2 separate regions of the Homo sapiens genome follow, and region 1 is linked to region 2. Evidence: read pairs that join two places in POLR2A ChIA-PET (ENCODE). Cell type or tissue: MCF 10A. All regions are shown on one strand.

Region 1 (4,000 bases), 100 kb after region 2:
GCCTGTAATCCCAACACTTTGGGAGGCTGAAGCAGGAGGATTGCTTGAGCCTGGAAGTTCAAGACCAGACTGAGCAACATAGAGAGATCGTAGCTGTACAAAAAATTTTTTTAATGAGCTGGGCGTGGTGGTGTGTCCCTGTAGTCTCAGCTAATCCAGAGGCTGAGGTAGGAGGATCATTTGAACCTGGGAGGTCGAGGCTGCAGTGAGCCATGATCAAGCCACTGCACTCCAGCCAGGGGCCACAAAGCAAGACCTTATCTCTACAGGAAAAAAAAAAAAAATACATAGCATTTACATTGTATTAGGTATTATAAGTAATCTAGAGATAATTTAAAGTATACCTGAGTCATTCATGCCTGCTTAGCCAAAAATAAAGTATGCAAGAAGTTAGGTGTGGGTTATTTGTAAATACTATGCCATTTTATATCACGGACTTGAGCTTCTGTGGATTTCAATATCCATGGGAGTCTTGGAACCAATCCCCCCGCCACAATACCCCTAGGATACAGAGGGAGGGACAACTGTTCACAGAGGAGCTCCCAACACTTGTTGGGTTTCCTCAACATTGCAAGGATGATAGTTTTGTCTTCTCCAATGGCCCAGGAAGCTTTTTGAGGGCAGGTACCATGTGATACTTGCCTTGTGTCCACACCCACACCACCCCCATTGTGGACCACTGGACCATTGTGGGAGCTCAGTTCTATGGACTGAGTGGTTCTGTAGACCCAACAGTGGATAGGGCCAAGACAGGGGGCCTGGGAGATTGTGGATATCATCACCCCCTGGCCCTGGTGCACTCATACTCAGTTCTTAAGACCCAGCTCTTTCTGACTCCTCCAGAAAGACTTCTCTGTCCCTCAGGCTGGGTCAGGCCCCTCAGCGTCCCACTGCACACATGGCAGATAAGTCTTGATCGATGTGCTGTGATAAAGCAGTTATCTGTGTGTACAGCTGGCTCCCCAAGAGACCGTGCCCTCCCTTCTCACTATTCTCTGGAGTCAGGCTCTGTAGCAGCCCAACATGGTTTTGATGAATGAATTAATAAATTTGCTCTGTGATCATGAGCAAATTCCCTCTGTCCTGTTCTCAACAACGGGAAGGCACTATCTTTACTAGATAAGTGAGAGGAAGGGGCCCGGAGGTGGAGGAGGCAGGGCCAGAGGAGGAATGGAGTGGCTCGTGACACCCACTGTGGGCAGATGGGATCTGTTAGGAGTGGCTTTGGCTCACTGGGGCAGGCCAGGGTGGAGAACTGTCACATACCCTGGTGTACCTCTGGCAAGGAGCTCTGGTGCCATGTGGGAATAGAAGTGCATGGTCCCTTGGCAAGGCTAACGTTTTGTTTTTAAAGAAGTCTGTGTTTCCAGCCTCTTCCTATCTAGTGACCTGGTCCCTGAGACCTGCCCACCCTCCCGGGCCATAGCACCAGCCATGCGACCTTGAACCGGTCACCACTCATCCCTGAACCTCCAAGTTCTCAGCTCTACTGACAGGGCTGCAGTGCCTTCATGGGCTGGTGCCTGCCTGGGAGGGAGCCCAGGGATAGAAGCCTGGTTCGCTGGCCACCTCCCGCTGGGGCGTTGGCCCAGGCTGCCAGGTTTCACGTTTCAGCTTTCAGAGTGTTTTCTTGTCTAGGGCACTTTCTATTTTTCAATACTTTTCCTATCACAGCCAAACAACAAAAAAGGAAATTGGTTGAGCCTTCTGAAGACCAAGGTCTGGGAGGGTGGGGGTGGGCAGAACCCACCATGGGAAAAGCTGGAGTCAGGGCTGAGGGAGGAGAGGCCTCTCCACCCGATTCCCCAGCACCCCTGCTCCCCTTCCTCCGGGGCTGACTCATTGTTTTGCAACAAACAGCCGGCAGCCAGGTCCCAGCAGTTTCTCAAGCCTGGCCCCCAGGCTGGCTGGGCTCAATCCTGGCCCTCCCAACTGCCTGGCCAGGCCCTGAACGATTGAGTTATCTCCACTCGCATCCCCTTTGTTTGGGGCGGCTACTTGCCCACTCAAGGTAAACAAATTCTGGGCCTGTGTGAAAAGAAAGGAACGGTTATCTCTGAGGCCCTCAGCGGCCTGGCTGGGGAGCAAGACTTTCAGAGGCTTCTGTCTCCAAAGAGAGGAGGGATTTCGGAGCATAGCGTCCAGAGGCCAGCTGCCTGGGTTCAAGCTCCACCTCGGCCACTGACTGCTGATGACCTTGGGCAAGTCCCTGACCTTCTGCTTCAACTTTTTTACCTGTAAAATTTGGGCACAATAATATCTATATCATAAAGTTGTTCTGAGGATTGATGAGTTCATATTTATAAAATGCTACATAAAGGATGTGAGGTTTTTTGGGGTTTTTTTGTTTTATTTTGTTTTTTGAGACCGAGTCTCGTTCTGTTGCCCAGGCTGGAGCGCAGTGGGGCAATCTTGGCTTACTGCAACCTCTGCCTCCCGGGCTCAAGCGATTCTTCTGCCTCAGACTCCTGAGTAGCTGGGACTACAGTCACACACCTCACACACCACCACGCCCAGCTAATTTTTATATTTTTAGTAGAGACAGGGTTTCTCCTTGTTGGCCAGGGTCGTCTCGAACTCCTGACCCCAGGTGATCCACCCGCCTCAGCCTCCCAAAGTGCTGGGATTAGAGGTGTAAGCCACCGCACCCGGCCTGATGTGAGTTTTTTAAAAAGCTACGTACAAGAGATGTTAAATGGGGGAAAAGGTGGGGGGTCCACAGGTAACATTAAATAAACTCAACACCCAAGGCCAGGCTCAGAGGGATTTTCCAGTGCCCCCTCCTCCACCCCACACCTGCTCCCACCCCCACCCCCTCCCCAGCAGGCCAGGCTCCTCCACTCTGCATCCCTGAGCCAGGGCATCGAACGGCCCAGCGGGGTCGGTACCGAGGCCCTAAGCTCCTTTTCAAATGGAAGCCGTACAGGGGAAATCCTCCAGGGAGGTAGGCGCCAGCCTGGGAGGATCTGGCCACCTGAGGACTTACTCAGAGAGGCTTTGGGGTTTGCATCCAGAGCTTTTGGAATTTCAAAAAGATGTCCCCACAGACGATGGGCCTGCAGGGGTGAAATGATGGAGGGAGGGTGGCCATGTCACCACCTCTCACCCACGGTGGGCTCTGTCCTACCATTTTCTTGTCTGGACTGATTTTTCCAAATAGCTGATTTCTCAGGCTCCAGATTCCAATCTGGTCCTGACACTTACTAGCTGGGAGACTTTGAGCGAGCTACTTTCTTTCTCTCAAGCTCCGTTTCCTTGTCTGTAGCAGGACATATTAATCCCTGCCTTGCATGGTGGGCAGGGTAGTAGATGAGGCAGCACAGGCCAAGCTCTTTGTGTGGGGCCTGGGTGTGAGGCCAGGGTTCCATTTGTGGTGTCCTCTCCCTCTCCCCCACCCCCACCCTTGTCTCCACCCCAGCTCCATCCCTAAGCCACACTATGGCCTTGAATAGCTCCTGTCTCAGCTTTTGTGCTGAGTGCCTGAGAATCTCCGTACCCCTAATCTGACTCCATTTGGTTGCCCCCACCCCACTCTAGCTCCAGCATCCTTTCTGGTGAGTCTAAGCACCTGGGGTCTGGATCCTCAGCCTCTCCCTTCCTGGTTCTCCCAAGGGTGCCAATATTGCATGAAGCTAACAGAGTGTACTTGAGAGCCCAAGAGATTGGGGTGACATCTAGGCTCCTCCACTCACTGGCAGCGAGACCCTAGCACAAGCCATGGGTCCTCCCCAAGCCTCTGTCACTCACTCATTTATTCAGCACATGTCTCTGAGCACCTGCTCTGTGCCTGACATTACGCTGGGTGCCGCAGGTACAATGGTGAACGACACAGACCCAATCCCTGCCCTGGGAGAGTGAATCATCTAGCAACGGAGACAAATATTCAATACACACCCAACGCATAGTTAGTGAGTATTGCAGAGAGTGAAGGGTGCGATGGGATCAGATTTCCCAGCGGGCCCAAGAGAGGGTATCCCTAAAGCTTACACCAGCAACTGAA
Region 2 (4,000 bases):
TGTTCTTTGCTGGCGTGGGAAGAGCTCGGGTTTTGGAGAAGCAGCGTGGACATTGGACTGTGACCCTGAACGTTGCCTTCAACTTCTCTGAGGCTCAGCCTCCTCCTCTGAGATACGTTCCTCACGCAGCTGTTGTGAGTAGATGAAATAATGTATGTAAAGCTCCACAAGGCTTCGGCATACAGGAGAGGCTCAATGCTGCTTGTTGAATGCATGAACAGGTAAGTACATAGTGAAATGGACAGATGGAAGAATGGACAGATGGATGGATGGACAGACAACCTCTGTGGACTCCTCTTCCTTACTTGCAGAAAATCAGCCTGTGCCTCTGAATTGATTATCCCCACAATCCTCCACCCCAGCCCCCCAGTGTAGTACCCTGACATCTCACAGATGTCTCGCTTTGGGGTCCAAGTCGTGCCTCCTAGGAAAAGCCCCTCTCCTTTCCCCATCCCTCTCCCCTTAGTGCCCTTTTCCAAGCCCCTATCTAACTCCAGGGCACTCCTGTCTGGCATTAGGTCTCAAATTCAGAGCAGGGGCATATCTCAAGGCACAACCTTGACTGGTTCCCCCCAGGTCCACCTACAGTTGCTACTGACTCCAGCTCCGTTCACCTTTCTGACCAGCTTGCAGGAGCAGCCCCATCTTCAGGCTGGCTAGGACTTGTGGAGGAAAATCAGCTGAGGGAGGCACAGATCCTGCCCTCTTGGAACTTGGAGTCCAGGAGGAAAAGGAGGACACTGTTAAAAGGCGGTCACCACTGAATGTGAGAAAGCATTCCTAGCTGGCAGAATTAGGGAAGACTGCATGAAGGGGGCCACATTTGGATCTTCAAGACCTGATCCATTTGGGCATGCAGAGTTGGGGAAAAGCATTCCAAGAAGGAATAGCCTAAGCAAAGGCAGAGAGGGCCAAGTAGAAGATGGTTGTGTCTGGCAGGAGCATGGGTGAGGGGAGGTGGACCAGGAGAGCCCAGATCCATTTGGGAAAACCATTGTCCAAGACCATGAATGCCGAACTGAGGCATTAACTTGACTCCTTGAATGTCAATCCAAGCAGAAGCAGGGGCTGTAGTCTGCCTGTGGCCTCTATCCCTCTCCCCTAGGGGATCTAGTCACAACCTCTCTCTGTACCCTGCTACTGTTCTCCCAGCAGGCATCCCTGAGCTCTGGCCTGGGTGCCCAGGGAAAGGGTCATTCACTGAGCCTTCCATGATTCATGGCAGCTCAGTGGGCCATCTTTTCTGGGGCCATCTGCATTTACAAAGCAGCACAGACTCTGTCCATCACTGGTTCCAAGGAGTGAATGGAGGAAGTTCAGGCCTTACACAGGCTGTTGGGGGTATAAGGCCCGAACTTACTCCTGAGTGTTGTCTGCTGATACCTGTGTAAGGGTGAGGGGCTACTCAGCCCCAGACACATGCTGTCAGTCCTTTGGTTGTAGGCCACCCTCTCTTCCTCCTCTACTCCCTACAGCCTGCAAGTGGCAGGTCTGGCCTCTGCACTTTCCCCAGCTAATCCAAGCCACACAGAGTGCAGCCAGCCCGCCAGCGAGTCTTGTTTCACTGGAATGTTGGCATCAAACTTGAGATCGGAAATGAACTCATTATCTGATTATTTTTATTTATGAAAATATAACTGCTCTGGGAGAGGCCTTTCTAAGTGGATGAGTAATTCTCTCCCCTTCACACACACATGCTCAGACTCATATGTTTAGACACACACATACTCAGAAACTCAGATATTCAGACCTCTCTTCAGACACACACACAGGCAGCCACATGTTCCTTTATGTACACACGCATCACATGGAGATGTGTGCTCTGGGTCTAATAACACCTTTGAGGACAGGGACCTTGCCTCTTTTATTTACTGTGGAATCTCCCATGGCACATAATAGGCAACAGTAAATATTTGCAGAATGATTGAATGAATGAATGAATGTCTAAGTCATAGATGCATGCACCCACACACACATTATTACTCAGACATACACACTTACATGCATACATATATATCTGGGCTCTCTCCCTCTCTGGAATAAAGTCAGTGAATCGCTAATTCTGCAGCCTGAAGTCTTCACACCATGAACTGCATCATGAAGGTACCATCCAGGACCTTCCAGTGGAGATGCCCGTTGGCAGTTCCCAGGAGGCCAAAGCAGCATTCCCCCTGACCCACTAAGGCCTCACCAGATGCTCACAGCCATCCCAGGCCTTGCCAACCTGAGACCAAATGTGTTGGTATGGCCAAGAAAGCCTGAGAGGGTTACTAAAGGCAAATTGTTTTCCAGGAATGTTCTCTGTGTGCTGCCCCCACTCATCCATGGCTGGCTCACTGGAAGGTCCTGGCATGGGGTCTTGGATGATACCAGCCCCCAGGCTCTGTCTCTCTCTCTCTCTCCTCCAGCTCACAGCCATGACTCAGGCTATTCAAGGCCTGCAAATGTCTCCCTGGGAGGGGACTGGGCCAGAGGCATGGCTGGTGGCCAGGCAGGGGTGAAGATCCCAAGAAAGAACTGCCTGGAGGCTGATCTCAGGGCAGAGCACCCAGCAGGTCCATAATGCTGAGCCCTGACTATCTCTACATTCCTCCCCACAGAGAGGGCAGTCTTTGTGTGGTCAGAAGAACTCTGGGCTAGAGGAAGACTCACCTGAGTTGACATCCCTGCTGGCCACATACTGGCCATGTGGCTTTGGACAGGTCACTAACCTGGAGCTTCAGTTGCCTCCAGCACCTTGTGCAATTGCATCCTTCCTGCCTTGCTGCCCCAGGCCCCATGCTTTCCTGACCTTCCTACCAGGCCTTGAAGAAGAGCCCGCAACTCCCTCCGTAGCATTTCAGGCCTCTTCAAGTGGCTCTTTATGTTTCTTTCTTTGTCTGTTTTGAGACAGGGTCTCACTCTGTCACTCACGCTTGAGTGCAATGGTGTGAACATGGCTTACTGCAGCCTCCACCTCCGGGCTTAAGCGATCCTCCCACTTCAGCCTCCTGAGTGGCTGGGACTAAGGCATATGCCACCACACCCTGCTAATTTTTGTATTTTTTGTAGAGATGGGGTTTCACCATGTTGCCCAAACTGGTCTTGAACTCTTGGAGTCAAGCAATCTGCCTGCCTTGGCCTCTCAGAGTGCTGGGATTATAGGTGTGAGCCACCATGCCCGGTCTCAAGTGGCTCTTTAAAGGCATGAGCCCTCTAGGATGGGTCTTTCCATTCCTTATAGCCAACAGTATGAAAGAGCACCTGACCTTCCCAAGAAGCTGCACCTGGAACGGGGAGGGCACTGGGAGGTGGGGACAACTATTTCATTAACACTATTATGTCCCAAAGCCTGGCCAGTGAGAAGGACGGACTTGACCTCTTAAAACTCCAAGTCTCCTGGCCAGGCGTGGTAGCTCACGCCTGTAATCCCAGCACTTTGGGAGGCCAAGGTGGGCAGATCACCTGAGGTCAGGAGTTTGAGACCAGCCTGGCCAACATGGTGAAACCCCGCCTCTACTAAAAATACAAAAATTAGCCAGGCATGGTGCTGCATGCCTGTAGTCCCAGCTACTCAGGAGGCTGAGGCAGGAGAATGGTTTGAACCCTGGAGGCAGAAGTTGCAGTTAACTGAGATCACGCCATTGCACTCCAGCCTGGGAGGCAGAGAGACTCTGTCTCAAAATAAATTTTTAAGTTAAAAAAACCTCAAGCCTCCCAGGAATTCCACTCCTACTTGTCCACCCAAGAGAAATGAATGCATGTGTGCATGACTAGGTATGCACATGAATGCTTTATTCATAGTACCTCAAACTAGAACACCCAAATATCCATCAGCAGGGGAGCTAAACAAATCGTGGCATACTCATATAATGGAACACTACACAGTGATTAGAACACAACAACAAAAAGCATCTGCTACACACAACTGCATGGGTGAATCTCCCACGCATTATATTGAGTAAAATAAGCTGGACATAGACAGACTGTTTGATACCATTTGTATGAAGGTCAAGAACAG

The links. ChIA-PET counts read pairs that join two places held together with the same protein. Peaks named below come from ENCODE experiments on the same cell type or tissue, not always from the same donor. Only the 100,000 strongest peaks of a DNase experiment are listed, where the experiment ranks them.
Region 1: POLR2A ChIA-PET joins it to region 2 with 5 read pairs; 7 of 35 experiments call an interaction of 5 or more read pairs at or near these places.

What each region holds. Positions count from the first base shown.
Region 1 is chr2:43,177,249-43,181,248 of GRCh38, forward strand. No RefSeq gene overlaps it. Among named protein-coding and RNA genes, the nearest start is that of ZFP36L2, 47 kb to the right of the region's middle. RefSeq lists enhancers at 585-1,111, 1,112-1,636, 2,688-3,213 and a cis regulatory region at 1,377-2,233. In MCF 10A, no CTCF peak of the experiment used is centred here; DNase peaks (open chromatin) are centred at 1,573, 1,853 and 3,853.
Region 2 is chr2:43,073,633-43,077,632 of GRCh38, forward strand. The region is part of intron 2 of LOC107985876; the gene reads right to left. LOC124907756 (a long non-coding RNA gene) reads left to right here. Exons shown (of 2, transcript XR_007086299.1): 1 at 1-221. Among named protein-coding and RNA genes, the nearest start is that of LINC02580, 27 kb to the right of the region's middle. In MCF 10A, no CTCF peak of the experiment used is centred here; DNase peaks (open chromatin) are centred at 1,609 and 2,429.